Regions from separate parts of the Homo sapiens genome. Here region 1 is linked to region 2. A link is a contact called in ENCODE Hi-C or POLR2A ChIA-PET data. All regions are on one chromosome and are shown on one strand. Each heading gives the region's core, a stretch centred on a gene start or an enhancer-like site at or near the end of the contact. The rest is flanking DNA. Distances are from core to core; before and after follow the strand shown.

Region 1 (3,551 bases), core at 25-2,524, 43 kb before region 2:
TAACATTTTCGTCGGGGCTCTCTCCAGCCTAACACCCACCTTGGCGGGATGGCCGCCCCCCACGCAACCCGTCCCTATAAAATGGGGGCGTTCTCTGGCTGCTGGAGCCCCTCCAGAGCCCTTTCTTCGGGAGAGGAGGGAAGCCACTTGACCCAAGCAGCTCCCGATTTCAGGAACCCGTCCCCGTTTCATCCAAATCTACCTCTCAACAAAGGGCGCTGCGGCCGGGAGAGCCGCCGAGGCTGGAAATACCAGTACTCCTCTCGGGGGCCATGTGCGTCGCGAGGGTGCGGAGGGGCGCCCGGGGGAGCGGGGAACTAAAACGTGGGGCCGCGCGCGGCGCGCCGGGGCTGAGCGGGCGGCGGCGGCTGGAGCGGCGCCGAGCCCTGCTGGCGGCGGCGGCGCGGCGCGGGCTGCGGGTCGGTCCCGGCGCCGCGGGAGTCGGCGGGCGGCGGCGGGCGCGCGCTCGCGGGCGCGGGGAGGGCGGCGCGCGGGGCCGGCAGGCGCGGGGCGGGCGGCGCGGGGCGCGGGGCCGGGCGCCCACGCTGTCAGCGCCCTCCCGGCGGCGCGGCCGGGGCGCGGGGGGGGCTCCCCTTCCACCCGCGGCCGCCCCGAGCCCCGCGCGGCCCCCGCCGGCCCCCAGCCCCGTCCCGGGGGCGCCTCGCCTCCTACGTACCCGGAAAGAGCAGCCGGCGCGAGGCGATCGAAGCGGGCGGAAAAGACAATGAAAGTTAAAAGTCGTTCAGCAGAAAATGAATGCGAGCCAAGCGGCCATCTTGAAGCGAGCTGCAGACGCCGCTGTCAATGGGCAACCAGCGCGGCCCCGAGCAGCCGCGGCCGCCACGCTCGTCTCATGCCGCCTCCGGCCGGCCTCCTCCTGCTCCGGCGCCTCGGCCTCCTCCGGCGCCTCGGCCTCCTCCTCCTCCGCCTCCGCCTCGACCTCCAACGCCTCCTCCTCCGGGGCCTCCTCCTCCTCCTCCTCGGCCGCCGCCGCCTCCTCCCGCTCCGCACTCGGGGGAGGGCGCGCGCGGAGGGGGCGCGATCGGTTTTATTCTGCGGGGCTGGGAGGTGCTGCTAAGCCGGAACGGGGCTCCCGCGCCCACATCCCCATTGTCTCGCCCCGATCTCTGCCTCTCATACTACGATTATTTCATAGTTGCTGTGGGGGAGGCGGGCGGGCGGGGGGCGCCGTGTGTGTGCGTGCGAGCGGGGGGAGGGGAGGAGGGGGAGGGGAGGGTGGAAAAAAATGCACCGCTGAAGGCAGAGTGGAAACTGACACCGGCTCCAAAATGGCTCGGAGTCCGCCCGCCCCCTCCCCCCGCCGCCCCCCCAGCGGGTCACGTGCTCCCCTCATTCCTTAAGGGCGGCCTGGGAATTAGTGTCGGTGTAGTCAGGCCCGTGGCCGCCCCCTCCCCTCCGCGCCGCGCGCCCGGCCCCCTCCCTCGCTCCGCGCCGCGGCGGCGGAGACATTTCTCCACAGCGCCACACGCGCCGCCCTGCTCCGCGCGGCCGCCGCTCCGGCCCCGCACGCCGCGCAGCCCACCCCGCCCCCCGTTCTTTCTTTCTCCCGGCCGCCCGCCTCCTCCCGGGGCGCATACGTCCCGCGGCCGCCGCCCCCCGGCCGGCCCCGCGGGCTGCGGCCCAGGCTCCGGCGCCGCGGCGCGGAACCTGCGCCCAAGTTGGGCTCGCGGAAACAACAGCGCCCGCCCCTGCCCGCCAGCCCGCGGCCGCGCCGGCCTCTTCCCCGCCCGCGGGCGGCCGAGGCGGGGCGCGCGCGGGCGACGGCTGGCTCCGGGCAGGGGCTCCGCGCCGGGCCGGGACCGGGCGGCCGAGGGTCGGGCTGTGGGCGAGCCCTCGGGCGCAGGTAACGGGCCGGGCAGCCGCCCGCGCCCGCCCCCGGAGCCCCGAAGCAGGGGTCTGCGACAAACCCAGGAGATCGCATCGTTTCCTCCGTGTTTAACTTTAATCCTGAGAAAAGGCTATCGTTAAAAGTTCACACTACTCCTATCTAGCTTCACACAAAGTAATAACACACGAACTCAGATCCAAACAAAATATCATCACTCTTTGTGGAAAACAACACCTTATTTATTCAGGGTGTAATACTGTCTACTTCCTTTCAGAAGACTTGAAAAAGATCAAAATAGGATAAATGGACAGTTACTACTAAACGATTCAAATACTTGGGCAGTATCTTTCCCTCTTAACCCTTTCACACGTTTTTAAAGTGTCAAAATTGATGAATGGTATAAATTCAAAAGGAAAATTCTTTTCTACTGAAAAGGACATCCAGCTCGCACAAACGGTGGTTCAGCTGAAGGCAAGGCGTTTCTGGTTTTCCTCTGCACTCGGGCGGATCGTTAACTTCCCCAAGTTACAACTGAGTTGCTCTTTCCAGGCTTTTCGAAGCATCTTTAAGTTTCCCCACCAAGTCCTAAAAGACGTGTATACAATACCACGTTTTTAGGATAAAACATGGAAAGAAGTATCCAAGCTCAAGAAAGATGCAAGAAAAAAAATCAGGACACACCTTCCAAACAAGTTTAAAATTCAACAAGATTTTAACTTTTGACAAACTACTATCGGGCAAAAAAAGCGTTTCCTCGGAAATACCTCATGTTCAAATCGGTTATTTGCCCTCACACTGAAACATGATTTCTAACCGGATCCTTAACCGCCCAGATACATCTGAATTTTCTCAAGTTATCTAACAAAGGTTATGCTGTATACACATTTTCTGAAAGTTGAAAGTTTGATTCATAGTTACATTAAAACGACTCTGCAGAAGATGCCTTTGAAAAATTCAATTTCACTTAAATTTCCAGTAATGAGCTTCATTTTTTAAAAACTATGAAATAAATTCGTTGTCATATCCACTAATAAATGTAGTTTTGAATTTTCCCAGTCTTAAATGGGCAATATAAACAGTTTTAGAATGTTATGTATACTTCCCCCTTTATAAAGTCATTTAAAAAGTTTCAAAATCCAATTTTGACAGTTTAATTCAATTTCTGAAAGCAAAGACATTTTCAAAGCCATGCTCTTAATTTTGTTTATCTTATTGGACCAAACTCATCATGAATAGAAGAAATTTACACTAAACACTACAGAAGTTTATTTCAATCAGCAAGAACAGCAAATACAGACCAATTCTCTATTAATAACATCTTAATTTCAAGTGAAGCCTATCTTAAAATACTACTTTTGATGCCCCTTTCCCATTAAATCCTTAACCAATCTTCATTATCTGCTGACAAATGGTTAGATTAATTTTCTTTTGAACTTCCCAAGAGTATAACTCTCAAGTAAACATTTATAAAAAGACAGGAATATTTATAGATCCTAATACTGTACCTGTAATTGTTCCATGCTGCAACTAAAACTAATCTCTGGATAGGATGGGGAATCAGTGTTCTAGGGCAGGAAAAAAAACACGCAACAAGAAACGCTGTTTATTTAAATCAATGAAATTATAAATTTCATTATTGGATAAGACTTATCTATAAATACCTGTACACTTAAGGTCACCAAATATGCAGGTCTGTACATCC
Region 2 (3,765 bases), core at 932-3,431:
TTTTTCCCCTAGTTAGTCATAAATAATCACTGTTTACTTATTTATTAATTTAACATTAATCTATTGAGTACTTACTTTATGCCAAGCTTTGTTCTAGGTGTTTAAAGCCAACAAAATTATCTGCCTTCATGGAACTTACCTGCTAGTGAGGGGAGACAGACAATAAACAAATAAATAAGTAAAATATATATTGGAAGATGAGAAGTGCGATAGATAAAAGTAAAGAAGGGATGGAAGATAGTGCTGGGGTGAAAGTGGGAGTTGCAATTTTAAATAAGCTAGTCAGGTAAAGACTCATTGAGAAGGTGACTTTTAGTCCAAGACCTGAAGATATCTAGGAAGACACCTGGAGAAGAGTATTCCTGGTAGAGAAGCGACAATGGCAAAGATCTCCAGGAATGAGTACACCTGGAGTGTTGGAAGAATAGCAAGGAAGCCCCTGTGGCCAGAGCAGAGGCACAGCACAGCGGGGGACAAGGCAGAGCACAGCGGGGGACCAGGCAGAGCACAGCGGGGGACCAGTCGAGGACTTTTGAGACAGCCACGAAGACTTTGACTCTATCCCAGATGGGAATACACTGGAAGGGTTTGAGCAGAGGAGATTTTCAAAGGATCCTCTTGGATGCTCTATTCAAAGTAGACATTAGGTATAAGGGTTGGAGGAGAGGCTGAAGTAGGAAAGCCAGTTAGGAGACTATTGCAAGAATCTAGGGGAGCGATTATGGCAGTGTACGTCATGATGGAGGTGGTAAGAAGGGATTGGTGTCTGCATAGGTTATAAAGGTAGAACCAATAAGACCTCCTCACAGGTTACATGTGGGGGTGCAGGAGAAGAGAGAAGAGCCAAGGATGACACCAAGGCTTTGGACCTGAGCAATTTGGAAGGAGGGAGTTACCATTTATTGAGATGGGGAAGAGAGTGGGATTTACAGTTTTTATCTGGGGGAAAAATCAGAAGTTCCATTTGGGACACAGTAAATTTGAGATGCCCGCTAGATATTCATGCCATGCTGTATAGGCAGGGATATATTTGAGACTGCAGTTCAGGGAGGAGGTGTGAGCTATAGGTATAACATTGGGAGCTGTCAATACAGAGGAAGTTTGTCAAGCCTAGAGATTACTTGAGAACGACCTAGGAAAGAGACCAATTCAAAGACTGAGCCTTGGGGTGCATCAACATGTAGACTTAAAGGAAAAAAGCATCAGGAAGAAAATTAGTGGAAAATCACTGCCATGTTTGGAAGGAGCACAGGAGGATCTTGTCGCATTTTTAAACTAGATTCATCAGTTTCCCAAGACCATATTCTCTTTGTTTACTGAAAACTTGGCAGCCGTGTGTAAAGTGGCATTGTTTCTTTTCACAAACAAATTAGAGCCCATTTAGTACTGTGTTTGAGTGCTATTAAATATTTAGGTAATCAGTTGTAGGACTAATTGACCTTTGGGGATGTCTTTGTAGCCCCTTCTAGAATGTCAAGTGTTTTGTTTTTAAATAATAAAAAATTGTTCCTTGAGAGTATGCAAATCAAATTCTCAGTCCAGTTAATTACATATTAGTGTTTCGTTAAGTAAATCTGCTTAAGGCGAAATTGCTCTACAGTCAGTTTTAGCGAGTAACCAACTGATATTCGGGGTCATAGAAGGTCTTTAATGCAGGAATAATGTGAATCAAGGGAAATGTCTGTGAATTATATGGTAAGAGTTGTCTTTTCTCTTTGCATGGAGGTTTTCCAGCTAATTGAGTTCATTACTTGTCCCATTAAAGGAGATTAAGTATGTCAACACTGTAGCTGGATAATAGAAGGTCTGTAGCAAAAGTACAGCTCATGCTAAAGTTCAAATCTTTATTTCTAGGGAACAAGATATAGAGATAACAAAGGGAATGAGGAAAAGGAGGTTTCAGCATTCCAGACCGAATATGAAAAGAGGCTCGGCAGGCGACAGGGCATAGCCAAGAATGAAAAAGGTGGGGGAAATCTCACAAGATATTCTCCACTTCTTCAGGTCTGTCCCTCTGTTAGATACATTTCTGTTCTCCTCTCTTCCCCATCTTAGTAACCTCATAACACATTCACCATGAGGCGGGAAAATAGGGTCTGGATGCAGGAAAGCTAAGGCCAGATTCACACTTCAGCTATAACAGGAAATATCCTCTCCATAGGGCATACAATCAGGAAATGTCTTTGTAACTTCACTTCATCCTCTTCATTTACATAGGGTGTACCCTAAGTAGAGGGAATTTAAATTCACAAAAACTGTAACAGGGCCTTTGTGCCCCTATGCTCACTCCCGCTGCCCGCTCGAACACTGTGGAGTGTACGTTCTTTTTTGTTTGTTTGTTTGAGATGGAGTCTCGCTCTGTCGCCCAGGCTGGAGCGCAGTGGCACTATGTCGGCTCACTGCAAGCTCCGCCTCCCGGGTTCACGCCATTCTCCTGCCTCAGCCTCCCGAGTAGGTGGGACTACAGGCGCCCGCCACCACGCCCGGCTAATTTTTTTGTATGTTTAGTAGAGACGGGGTTTCACCATGTTAGCCAGGATGGTCTCGATCTCCTGACCCCGTCATCCGCCCACCTCGGCCTCCCAAAGTGCTGGGATTACTGGCGTGAGCCACGTCGCCCGGCCGGAGTGTACTTTCATTTTCAGTAATCCCTTCATTCCTTCCTTGTTTTGTTTGTGCGTTTTGACGAATTCTTTGTTCAAGATGCCAAGAACCTGGACACCCTCCACCGTTAACAACCATGCTATCCCACCTGAGTAACTCTGTTATTTTACTAGCCAGAATATTCCTGCTAAGGAGCTATACCAAGGACACACATGTATTGTGCATCGTAGCCAGACGTTGCCTTCCTGCTGCAGTCTGTATACATATGAGCCAGGTGTGGCAGACACTGCTATTGGCTCCCAAATCCATTCTCTCCCTTTCTCTACAGTAACTCTGGAATTTTAGCAGACACAGACCACACAGAATAAACATTACTTTTTCCAGGCTCTTTTGCCATTCCATTCTGACAACATACCCATTTTGAGATTTACAAAAAGTTTTGCCTCTTCCATGAAACCTGATCCGAATCCTGTATCTGAAAGGTGATTTTATTCTTCTGTGAATGATCACAGGATTTTACCTGCACCTCTGTTATGACATTTATAAAAATGTCTGATACACATTCCTTAACACTTTTTTTTGAGACACAGTCTTGCCCTGTCGCCGAGGCTGAAGTGCAGTGGTGTACGTATAGCTCACTGCAGCCTTGAACTCCTGGCTCACGTAACCCTCCTGTCTCAGCTGCCTGAGTAGCTGGGACTACAGGCGTGGAATCCCATACCCAGCTAATTTTTAATTTTTTAAAATTTTATTTTGTAAAGTTAGGATCTCTCTGTGCTCCTCAGTTTGATCTTAGACTCCTGGCCTCCTTCACTTTGGCCTCCCAAAGTTCTGGGATTACAGGCGTGAGCCACTGCACCAAGCCACATTCCTTAACACTTCTATCTTGTAAGCTCCTTGGACACATGAACTGGATTTGGTTTATGTTCCATAGCCTCATATCAAGTACTTTGCAAGTAGAAGGCACTCAATCAACATTTTTTGCGTATGGCATTGTGGAAATAGGTCCTTTGTTACACTCTTCCCACTTGTTTTGGACTTCGCTCTCCTTCTAATGTTTTATTTTCAAATCTTTATTATTATTGTTTTTTGAGATGGAGTCTGGCTCTGTTGCACAGTCACGCAATCTCTGCTCACTGCAACCTCCGCTTCCCGGGTTCA

The links. A loop is a pair of places that touch in the nucleus more often than their neighbours do. ChIA-PET counts read pairs that join two places held with the same protein, here RNA polymerase II (POLR2A). Pooled maps may share reads with other maps.
Region 1: a map of ovary shows a loop between it and region 2 (19-fold over the local background). The contact joins the promoter of BMI1 here to the enhancer-like site in region 2. A Hi-C loop is called at or near these places in 2 of 168 maps with a recorded cell type or tissue (CD4-positive, alpha-beta T cell and ovary) and 1 of 50 pooled maps. POLR2A ChIA-PET finds 5 or more read pairs at or near these places in 11 of 52 experiments (A549, A673, B cell and 8 more).

The regions. Positions count from the first base shown.
Region 1 is chr10:22,318,822-22,322,372 of GRCh38, reverse strand. BMI1 (BMI1 proto-oncogene, polycomb ring finger) reads right to left here and starts at 1,274. Exons shown (of 10, transcript NM_005180.9): 1 at 677-1,274. COMMD3-BMI1 (COMMD3-BMI1 readthrough) reads right to left here. Exons shown (of 14, transcript NM_001204062.2): 5 at 3,355-3,414. It overlaps COMMD3 (COMM domain containing 3), which reads right to left. Exons shown (of 8, transcript NM_012071.4): 6 at 3,511-3,551; 7 at 3,355-3,414; 8 at 2,067-2,434. The coding sequence ends at 2,375. RefSeq lists silencers at 910-1,109, 1,300-1,469, 1,530-1,789.
Region 2 is chr10:22,276,992-22,280,756 of GRCh38, reverse strand. No RefSeq gene overlaps it. Among named protein-coding and RNA genes, the nearest start is that of COMMD3, 38 kb to the left of the region's middle. RefSeq lists enhancers at 1-489, 490-991. Within about 2 kb of position 2,181, at least 2 of the 41 ENCODE cell types and tissues checked have a DNase peak (open chromatin) inside an H3K27ac peak, as active enhancers do.